2 separate regions of the Homo sapiens genome follow, and region 2 is linked to region 1. The links are chromatin loops, found by intact Hi-C in ENCODE. Cell type or tissue: heart right ventricle. All regions are shown on one strand. Each heading gives the region's core, and the rest is flanking DNA. Links, peaks and the distances in the headings are about the cores only.

Evidence for each region. Peaks named below come from ENCODE experiments on the same cell type or tissue, not always from the same donor. Only the 100,000 strongest peaks of a DNase experiment are listed, where the experiment ranks them.
Region 2: it touches region 1 in a loop (5-fold over the local background); 20 of 110 quality-filtered maps call a loop at or near these places.

What each region holds. Positions count from the first base shown.
Region 1 is chr2:173,399,358-173,404,740 of GRCh38, forward strand. No RefSeq gene overlaps it. Among named protein-coding and RNA genes, the nearest start is that of CDCA7, 47 kb to the left of the region's middle. RefSeq lists a silencer at 3,139-3,308. In heart right ventricle, for the core only: CTCF peaks have their summits at 1,617 (motif pointing right), 3,225 (motif pointing right) and 3,429; a DNase peak (open chromatin) is centred at 3,234; H3K4me3 peaks cover 1,193 bases; H3K27ac peaks cover 722 bases; H3K27me3 peaks cover 1,572 bases.
Region 2 is chr2:173,748,010-173,753,392 of GRCh38, forward strand. No RefSeq gene overlaps it. Among named protein-coding and RNA genes, the nearest start is that of SP3, 210 kb to the right of the region's middle. In heart right ventricle, for the core only: CTCF peaks have their summits at 1,524 (motif pointing left), 2,491 and 4,337 (motif pointing right); a DNase peak (open chromatin) is centred at 2,552; H3K27me3 peaks cover 602 bases.

The sequences.
Region 1 (5,383 bases), core at 203-5,202:
CATGTGGTGATGTCTTCTTGCCAGTGATATAGAACAAGCGGTCCAGGGTAGAGAACAAGCTGCCCCTGTCCTTGGCAGGAATTCAGTCTGTACCTTAGGGTACAGGGCACGCAGGGCCAGGCCCTCCTGAGGCAGTATTTCATCCCTGCCCCAAGGTCAGCTCTGGAAATCTGGGATAGAGAACACCACAAAACAGAGTGGGGAGCAGAAGAACCAGTAGCCTGTCTAGCTCTCCTAACAAAACCCTAGTTATTTTCATCATTGCTCCCAGTAGATGCCCTGATCAGATGCACAAACCAATGATTATGTTGGTAAAGACCCAACATTTCTAATGTGTCTGTGCCTGCGTAGATTCATTTAGACGAATCCATATTATTAAAACAACTTGCACAGAACACGATCACAGATCCTTCATTGACAAACAAGCGAACTGGGCTGCTGATGAGTCTCTGAACTGTCTTTTAGCTGAATTGTTGTTAAATACAAACATGGTCCTTTTTTTTCTAAAGGGGCGCATGTTAAACAATTTAATATTTTAGAAAAATACTTTCCCTTATTTAAATGAAAATAAGTAATGTAGTTTGCAAAGTAAAAGGCAGGGTTTCATCTTTTAGACAAAAAAAAAAATTAAAAGAGAGAGAGAAAGACATGTATTGTCTATTTAACAATCAAAACACTACAATAAAATAAAATAAAATCGTGGTATCATAATAATGAGTTCTCTTTCAAATGGTTTGCTCTGAACTAAATTGTGCTCTTTATGTAATAGAATGACAAATTGTTTAATTCAGTATCAAATATTCATGAGCTGTAAATGTGCTGCATCACCAGAACGGGTGCAAAATCATAAACAAATACTGTAGCATGCACAGAAATGGAAGCTAACAGAAGTGGACGTCTGCACAGATTTTCAACATTGTTGTGGCTTTGCGTCTATGAGAGAGAGAGGGGAGAGAAAGAGAACACCTCCTTCTCCAGCTATCTCCAAATGCTGCCGTGGGAGAATAAAAGGGTGAGAAAGGAACCTGGATGTGGATTCGCATAGCTCCGATTCTCCTGCAGATCAGAAGGCTAAAAGCAAATCAGAGATTAGACCACAATATGACGGAAATTCCTAGACATTTCAAAATGGTGCAGGGCAGTATTTATTTATTAGAAAAGAGTATGCATGTGAACTCTTTTTTTTTTAAAGGTTAGAATGGCTAATTATTCTGAGTATGAATTTTAAAGTGAAGCGTCTTCGATCATTCAGGGAGAAATACATGAGAAACCCTCATTTGCATCATCTACATGGTCATTTGTTTGCCCTTTGCATGGCAGGGCTTCAGAGGAAAATCCAGCTCCAGGCTGCAAGGCTCCGAGAGTCTTCTTAGACCTCTCTGGAACAAATGTATTCACTTAGAATTAGGTTTCTTCTTTTAGCTTCAGCCAAACGCCCTCAGTGCCACACAGGTTTCCCTCTCCTCCCTTTCTCCTTCCCCTCCCCTCCTCTTCTCTCCTTTCTCCAGTATTTATCCTCATAGAAGTGGAAGGACTGGCGTTTAGAAGGAGAGAGGAATATGTCAGTCCTTCAAGGACAACGTACAGGTTCCCTTTGCCCTACAGGGGGCAGACCCTATCATTTCCTAGCTGACACATTTGGCCTCACGGGCTCTCTTCTGGAACCCTTGAGTTCAGAAAGGGTTGAACACTGCCCATTTCCTGCTGCAGTCCCTTCCAGGAGTTCTGTTCCCATGCCTGTAAGCAGTCATTTGGAGTTGCCTAAGAAATCTTTAAGAACTTCACAATATTGAAATCAACTCTTTCAAATGGCATGAAGAATTTTTTGGTTATTAACTCCACCATCTCCCGTTAGCTAAGCTCATTTGTTTTCCCTTGAGAGAAGAGCTCTTCTAGCATCTAATCATACCTAATCTTTCTGCAAAGTTGTTTTCCTAAAAAATTGTGTAAATCAAGTTTTTGTAAATCTAGTCATATGTTTTATGCATCAGGGGAACTTGGAATGTAAAGGAATCTCATGGTGTATGCATACTTCTGTAAAATGAAGATTTGCTCCCTTATTTATTCATTTTTGTAAATCTGAATAATTATTTACTGAGTTGAAGGAGGTATGCCTTTATTTAGGCTTTTGCATTTGGTATCTTTCCATTTTTTATTTTCAAGGTGCCCCAAAATGGCCACACATTCCACCTTTGGAGGAGGAAAACACAGCCAACATGCTCCCTAATTCTAAGTCATAAAGAGCCTCGAAATTCTGTGCCAGTAGTTCATAAGGAGTCCTCGTTTGATCTAGAAAACCAGCAGAAAACCTTGCCGCTGTCCCACAGGAGAGATACACATTTCACACTGACTGGGTTCTACTCCTTCCTTCTTTCCCTTCTTCTTCTCCTTTAGCAAATGAAAAGATGCACAGTACTTGCGATTTCAAATAGAATGGTGTCTGTTAAAGCTTTACCTAGGAGGAATTCCCCAAATCAAGGGACATGGAATTACTCAGCCACAGGAATTCTGGAGAATCCGGTCTCTGAAGATGAAGCTAGAAATGAGCAAAGGTTTACTGTTCGTTGTTTTCCTCGGCAGACAGCGCAGGGTCCTTATGGCATGGAAAGGCTGAGCTGTTGGAGCAGAGTGAAACCTGATTCCCAACATCTGTGCTCTAGACCCCACTCCGAAGGGGGACTTTCTGGAGGTATTTTTCTACTCTCCGTCCCCTGGGTCCCAATTAAGGGAAACACTTTTTTTAGACATGTTATTATCCCATGATAGAAAAGCAGGACTCACTGTTCCTCCTTCCCTCCTTCCCTCCTTTCTTCCTTCCCTCCCTCCCTCCCTCCCTCTCTCCCTCCCTTCCTCACTTTTTCCTTTCTTCCTTTCCCCCATCTAGATGAGCAATGCAAAAGGTCTGGTATTTGAGAAATGTAATTATATTAGTGATAAACTTCATGGTTTAATTTGGGAAATCTCCCAAACCTAAATTCCCAGCCCGGAGGAGTCCAATTAGATCTGGGCTGGGAAAACTAGAATATATTTCAGCGAAGGGGAAATAACCAAGGGGAAGCGAGAACCGCGAATGGCCAAACACTGATGTCGGCTCAAGTCCTCCTCGGAAAATGCCTGTGTATGAGGATAAAGTGGCTGGTGGAAAGTTCACTCAATCAGGGCTGCACGGTCTTGTGGAATAAAATACGTCCAGACAGGGTTACGACGTGCTTTGGATTCCAGCAGGGGGAGCTCTGACTCTGGAAACCGGTCAGTGGCCACCGAACGCTGTTTCACCGGGTCTAGACCTTTGGAGATCAGCGTTCTCTGGTCGCCAAGGTTGGTAACAAGGTCCGTGGGTAATGTCGCTGAACCAGAAACAGAGGTCTCCCTTTGCACAGTCCCCGGTGAGGAAAGCAGTTAACACCTCTGTAGAAACACAGCTGAAGAGGCATTTTAGGAGCAGGTGACCAAAGTCTTACAAAGGCAGCCGGGAAAAAGTCAGGGATGGAAATTAAAGCCCCCGTTTCCTCCTCTTTTTCCCTTCCATACCCCTAGGCATAACTGTTTCTCACTCGGGGGCTGAGCTCTGATATGACATCCTGTGAGGATACCTTTAGCAGGGGGAGCCACAACCCCAATTTTAAAAACTGCCTGTGGTTGGGATGAGCTAGATTTCCTGATGCCATCAGTCAGCTCTGGGCACTGCTGCGCCCTGCTGCTCTCACTTTGGGTGCCTAGGAAGGAGAAACACAATACCTTCGTGCTGTAGCTACATCAGTGCCAAGAGACCCCACTTCCCACGTCTTCTGGACTTGGCTCAGAAGCATCTGCAGAGAGACAAGGAAGCCCCACAAAATGTGGACAAATGCCATTCCAGCCCATGAAATAGCTGAGAAAGAGGGGCTCGGCACAGCATTTTCTAAGCTACGTTGTGTGAAAGGTTGCTGGACCCTAAGGGGCTCCCAGGTATTTATTTCATGCGGTAAAAAGTGTTCTGATGTCAGAGTCTGAGAAAGCCTGTAGGCACTATCTGTGCATTCCCCACTCCCCCAACTTTTGTGGAAAGAAATCTTGTTACAAGTCCTATAAGTTCTACAGTCCAAACAAACAAATGAAAAAGCCCACTTAAATTTGTCTGATCCAGCACTTCCAAAACTTATCTGACCATGACGACCATGACATTTTGTCTTTTCCTTTCCACAAAGCACCTATGTTCTAGGCACTTGTGTCTTGTGGAGCATACCTTGAGAAATACTGAGTATGCATAAAAGAGCAAAGTTCTAGGGGTGAAGAAACTTCTGCATTCCTGTAGATCGGTTCTGATCCTAACGTCTGCTATGATTCTTTTTTTAAGATGGTATTTCGCTCTTGTTGCCCAGGCTAGAGTGCAGTAGTGCAATCTCGGCTCACTGCAACGTCCGCTTCCCAGGCTCAAGCGATTCTCCTGCCTCAGCCTCCTGAGTAGCTGGCATTATAAGAACCCACCACCACACCTGGCTAATTTTTGTATTTTTAGTAGAGATGGGGTTTCACCATGTTGGCCAGGCTGGTCTCGAACTCCTGACCTCAGGTGATCCGCCCCCCTCAGCCTCCCAAAGTGCTTGGATTACAGGCGTGAGCCACTGCGCCAGGCCTGCAGCTATGATTTTTGACATCACGTAGCCTCTCTGAACCTCAGTTTCCTCTTCTGTAAAATGATGACTCCTCCATTCCTACACATCTGCATGGCTCCTGGCTGAAAGGGGAAGGATGGATGTCCGAATATACCTAAAATTTGTGCTCCTGGAGACAGAAATGGATCACACATTTATGTTGAAAGTAGGTTGTAGACTTTTGTCTACAAATAGACAAAATGAACAAAATCTTATGACCAGAGGAGACACTATTCCCCTCTCTTCCTATTTGGCTTATAAATCACAATTCACACCAGTCCTGTGGCTACTTGTATATCTTTATCTGTCTGCTTTGCTTAATCTATGGACTAGCTGCATGCAGCATTCCCTTTGCTATTTATATGCAAGACTGCGAGTTTAAAAAAATTCATGTAATGAATGAATTTTAATTGTTGAGGACATTTATTCAGAGCTTTAATGGGGATTCTACAGATTGCAAGGATTTACAGTCTTTTCTGAGGAATAGCAGGAGCCAGAGTGCATGACGGTGGTATTATAGTTGGGACTGACATTAATGGCATGGTCCAAGTTGTAAAGTGTACACCTGAAGGTTTATTTCTAAATTGCTATAAAGGACAGTGGCGAGGGTGATCAGGTCCTCTGTGCTAAAAGGGCGTTTCTTCTTTCCCCCCAGATCTCTACCTCTCCTTCACTTGAGAATAGAAATGGCAAAAGGAAACAGAATCACCTTAACTGCCTTTCCTTGGGGGTGTTGATCAGATGCATCA
Region 2 (5,383 bases), core at 223-5,222, 350 kb after region 1:
GGGTGCCTGTAATCCCGGCTACTCAAGAGGCTGAGGCAGGAGAATTGCTTGAACCCAGGAGGTGGAGGTTGCAGTGATCTTAGATCACGCCATTGCACTCCAGCCCAGGTGACAGTGGGAGACTCTGTCAAAAAAAAAAAAAAAAAAAAGAAAAGAAAAGAAAAGAAAAAATAAAAAGTTCTAAAAGTTAAAAAAAAAACTCCAGGCTGGAGCAAGCTGGCAGCCTCTGCCAAGGCAGGCATTCATCTTTTGCCCGTTGGGTTGGGGGCTACCTGGAGGGTCTCAGGGAGTGGCCTGAGGGGGCCACACGGGGGCCTTGGGGGAAGGACTTGCTTCTGACAGGTGAGCAAATATTTCAGTATTGTAACTAGCATAGCTATGCCAGTGTATATGCCAGATGAACGAGGGGCCTAAATAGATAGGTCACATTTGGCTGTTTCATTAAAGATCCCCCGATGTCCTCCACATTCTTATGCATGAGATCATGGGTTCCCCGGAACACAGACTACTGGGGGCTTTGCCCACTGGAGAGATTACTGAAGAAACTAAATGCACACATAAGCCACCTTCCTTAGATATGTTATCTGAGCAAACATAAAACAATCTTAAAAATCATAATATACTCTACAGATTCTTGACTCTCCAGCTAGCAGTGAATAAATGTTCATTTTTTCAGCCTAATTGTTTTCGGACCACTGACTAGAATTACAGCATGAAAAGGCCACTGTCATGTTCAGTATACATTTTTAATAGACATCTTTAAACATTTAGACAAAATATTATTTTTAAATGGCAATTCTTTAACTGGTAAATGTAATTATCTAACTTTATAAAGAAAAAAAAACCTGACAATCAAAATATTCTGTCACTGCTTTAACGAAACACCTAAAATATCTTTTCAGCAAATGAAATGATTCTTTATTTTACGCTTTTAAAAATGCATTAGAATAATTGCTCTGCAACAAATCACCCTCTCTGCTCCGAGCTTGGCTGCCACATTCCTCTCATGTCCATCAATTGTGCACATTGTCATGATACCCTGATGATCACCAGGGGTGAGTCCCCCTAACAGTATGTTTATAAGAGTATTCGGTTGAGCAATCTGCAAAATAATTGTATTTCAATGGAGATATTATACTGTGAAAAAAATCTATTACATGTCAAGTGCCAGATGAAGCAGTTATAGAACCAAGACACATTTATTGGTGCTTTTAATCAACGCAAATAACTTTGCAAGCTGATCATTCCATTGTTTTCTTGTGATTTTAATTTGCTTCTTTAATAACAGAAATATACTTTTCAACTAACAGTCATCACTTGACTTCTGAATGAACAAAACACTAGATTTTTTTTTAATATTCTGGGTCATATCTCTGTATGATTGGAATCTGTTTTCCCAAAGTCCTAGGGCAAAAAAAAAAGTACAGAAGGTAGTGTCCTTACAAAGGTTGTCCAGAAGTCCACATTTTCCTTAAGTCCAAAGAGAGACTAAGGGACCCTTAACCCCATCTGCTGGTGGCAGAAGAGTTGAGGAATTTTTGCTCCAGTGCATTTTATGTGTTCCTCTGTAAAGTTTAATGTTCAAGCAGGTTTTTTGCAGCCTTTGTATTAAATACAACGTGCTTTCTTTCAGCATGTGGGTCATCACCACCACAATGGAGGGTGCTGTAAACTACCTTTTGGGACTAAATTTCAAAACGTACATTTGTATTTCCAGAAAATGTTGAGTATATAAAGCAATCACTCTTTTAAACCTGAACACGTAATAGAAAGCCATAGACTTTCACCGTGACTTGCGATGACCTTGGCAAACCTGACTATGAGCTCTTTGACCTACAATATTGATGAATTCCTCAGGAGAACAAGAGCTCACATTTCCTGAAGGCTGAGTGTGTGCCGGCTTCTGCTTTAAGTGCTCTATAAGCATTCACTCCCATCATACAACAATCCTTTGAGATAAGTCCTATGGTTATCCCAATTTCCTGATGAGGAAACTAAGACGACAGAGATTACACAACTTGCCCAGTCACCCAAACAATTTCCTGAGGTGTCCCCGCTAGATGCTCAACAGTTGTTTGCTGACAGCAACAAACCTGCTTAAGAGAATCTTCTTGTACCAAAAAAAAAAAAAAAACATTTTAAGGTCTTGTCCATGTCTCCACTGCCCACCCAATCTGAATGATGGTTAAAGTCACTCGCTTGGGAAAGTCCAGCATATCATGAAGTTATAGGGAGCTGGAGCTCCCGGGGTCTCTGGGCATCCTTTGTTCTATAGCTCAACAAGCCCTAGCCCTCGGGAAAGTTTTGAATAGCATCCCTTCCTCTTTCTGCCTTTAATCTTATTTGCAGAAAAAATTCATTTGAAATCCCATCCAAACCTCACAGTAGGATTTCCCTTTTAAATATCTGCCTGCCTGTTTTCCAAGCAGGAAGTGTGGCTAATCACAACATTGTAATTGGAAGAGCCCATAGAGGGCTCTCAGCGCCTGTGCTTAGCTCTGGTTACATTCCGCGTTCCTTGAGGCCTCAAGCAAGTGAGGTCTGCCACCAGGAGGGTGCTTCATCTCCACTGTGCCCCCAAACCTGGCCCCGCAGGGCATAGAGAGGAAAGAGGGGTGTCCTGGCTCTGGCCACCCCAGGTTACAGCCTCGGACTCTGCCGTTAGCCATACCCTCTCCACCTCCTGCTCCCAGCCTGCAGCCACGCAGCTCTGCCCACTCATTATCATTAAGCCTGAGCCATCTGAAAGGGACTAATTATCACAGCCCCAGCCCACAGTGCAGTGCAGATCTTGGAAAGGACAGTGCTGACAAGAAGCCTTTCCAGAACAAAGAAAGTCAAACAGATGCTAGACCCCGAGGAACAGCCACCTTATGAGTGGTAGAGGGGTGTGTGTGTGTGTGTACATGTGTGAGAGAGTGTGTGTATGTGACAGAAAGAACAGGTGTGAGTGTGTCTGTGAGAGACCATGTGTGAGAGTGTGTATGTGTGAGTGTGAATAGTGTGAGAGAACATGTGTGAGGGGGGTATGTGTGAGACAGAACTTGTGTGAGTGTGTGTGTGAGAGAGTGTGTGTGTGAGAAAACATGTGTGAAAGTGTGTGTGAGTGTGAGAAAGCATGTGTGCATGTGTAAGACAGGCAGCGGGTATGTGTATGTACACACACCGTGCACAGTATGTGAGCCTGTGGATGCATTAAGTCTGGAGAGGAGGACGTTTTTTGCTGGAGAAATCATTGAAGTTTAGATCAGGAAGCGTCTTGGATCTCAAGAACTGTCTCAGGATTCCAAGAGTTGTGTCTCTTTATAACTATAATATTGAGCACTGATTATGTGCCAGACTGTAGAAAGTATTTCACATGAATCCCAGCATACACCCTATGAACTATGTATACTATTATCTCCACTTTACAGATGAGGAAACAGAGACTCAGAGAGGTTAGGTCATTTCCTCAGTGTCACACAGCTAATTAATGATGGAGCTAAGGGTTGAATCGAGCAGTCTGATGACAGAGTAGTGCTCTAAACGCAATGTTAATGCTTCATCTTATTCCTAATATTAAAGATGCTGTGTGCACTAATTACCACCATTTTCACCCCTGGATCCGAATATTCACACCCATTTCCACAATAGCACAGGGTCTGGGCCAGAGGTTCTTAGATGTTGGTGAACATAAAACCACTTGGGGAGCTTGTTGGAACCCAGAGTCTCAGCTACATCTCGGTGATTCTGATTCCTTTTGTCTGAGGACCTAGGAATGTGCGTCTTCGACAAGCATTCCAGCCTGCAGTGAATTGCAGTGCTGAGATCACAGAGGTGTCTCTATCCTTGTTGAACACAGTGTCTCCCCGCCTCACCATTTCCAGCACTCTCTTGCTAGGGTCAGTGATGTGAAAGCACAAGACCAAAGCGGAGAGGTTGTCTTTTCCTCCAAGAAATTTGTTTTTATGATCCTAAAATTGAGGGAAAAAATAATCTATTTCATAGACTCCCTAAATATACCAAAAATAAAAAGCGAGCCAATTTATTTCAAGAGACTTTAAGTTCTGTGAGAGCAGGCATGGTGCCTGGCACTTACTAGACATGCAATTAAATATGTGTGAAATATTTGGAGATTCTATGAGTATGTGTGTAGTATTCGGAGATCCTATGAATGAATGCAGAACAAAACCAATCTACTCAGAATTTTTGGCATTTCTACTAATAAAGAAACTTGAAATCTTTAAAGCAGAGTTTCTCAATCACACTATTGATATTTTGGGCCTGATCATTCTTCATTGTGAGGATCTTCTGTGCATTGCAGGATGTAGAGCAGCATCCCTGGCCTCTACCCACTAGGTGCCAGTAGCAATCCCTCCCTGCCCAAAGTCAAGGCAACCTAAAATACCTCCAGGCGTTGCCCCATTTCACTGGGTGGCAAAATCACCCCTGGCTGAGAACCACTCATGTAAATAAAGCAAAAGTATTGAATATTTAATTCAGCTTCAAAAATTTCTGATACTTTCAGATATTATGTCCACTAACTAACATTCTAGCCTTCCCCCAAAGAAGTTTTTGTTTTTTTTTAATGGTCATAGAATTTCAGAAAACTTTGCATCTCTTTTCAGGAAACTTTTCTAACATGCTTTTGAAAAGAGATTAAAAGGGATAAAAAGTCTCAAATTTCAGAATACCAGGAATAGAATGCATATCGTAAGAGTTTTTAGAGAGGAAAAAAATACAGTATATATAAAAGAAAAGAAATTGGAATAATATAGGCCTTCTTCTAGATGCTAGAAGACGTACACAAATATTTTCAAAATTCTGAGGTAAAGTTATTTTCCATCTAGAATTGTATACTCAGTCCAGTATTCAATCAAATATGAGATCTGAATAAATTTATACTTGGACTTGCAAATAATCAAAAAATTTACCTCCGGCCAGGCACAGTGGCTTATGCCTGTAATCCCAGCACTTTGGGAGGCCAAGGCAGGTGATCACAAGGTTGAGACCAGCCTGGCCAATATGGTGAAACCACGTCTCTACTAAAAATACAAAAATTAGCCAGGCATAGTGGCAGGTGCATGTAGTCCCAGCTACTCGGAAGGCTGAGGCAGAAGAATCGCTTGAACCCGGGAGGTGGAGGTTGCAGTGAGCCAAGACTGAGCCACTGCCCTCCACCCTGGGTGACAGAGAGAGACTCCGTCTAAAAAAAAAAATTTACTTCCATATGCCCTTTCTTACAAAGCTCCTGAAAGATATCCTTCCACAAATGGAGAGATTCAACCAAAAAGAAACGTGAGCTCCAGGGAAGAGGATATCTGACATGGACAGAGGATGTAGACGTCCCCCACACCCAAATAGCAACCCCGTCCAAATCTGAGAGAGGGTGAGGACTCTGCGA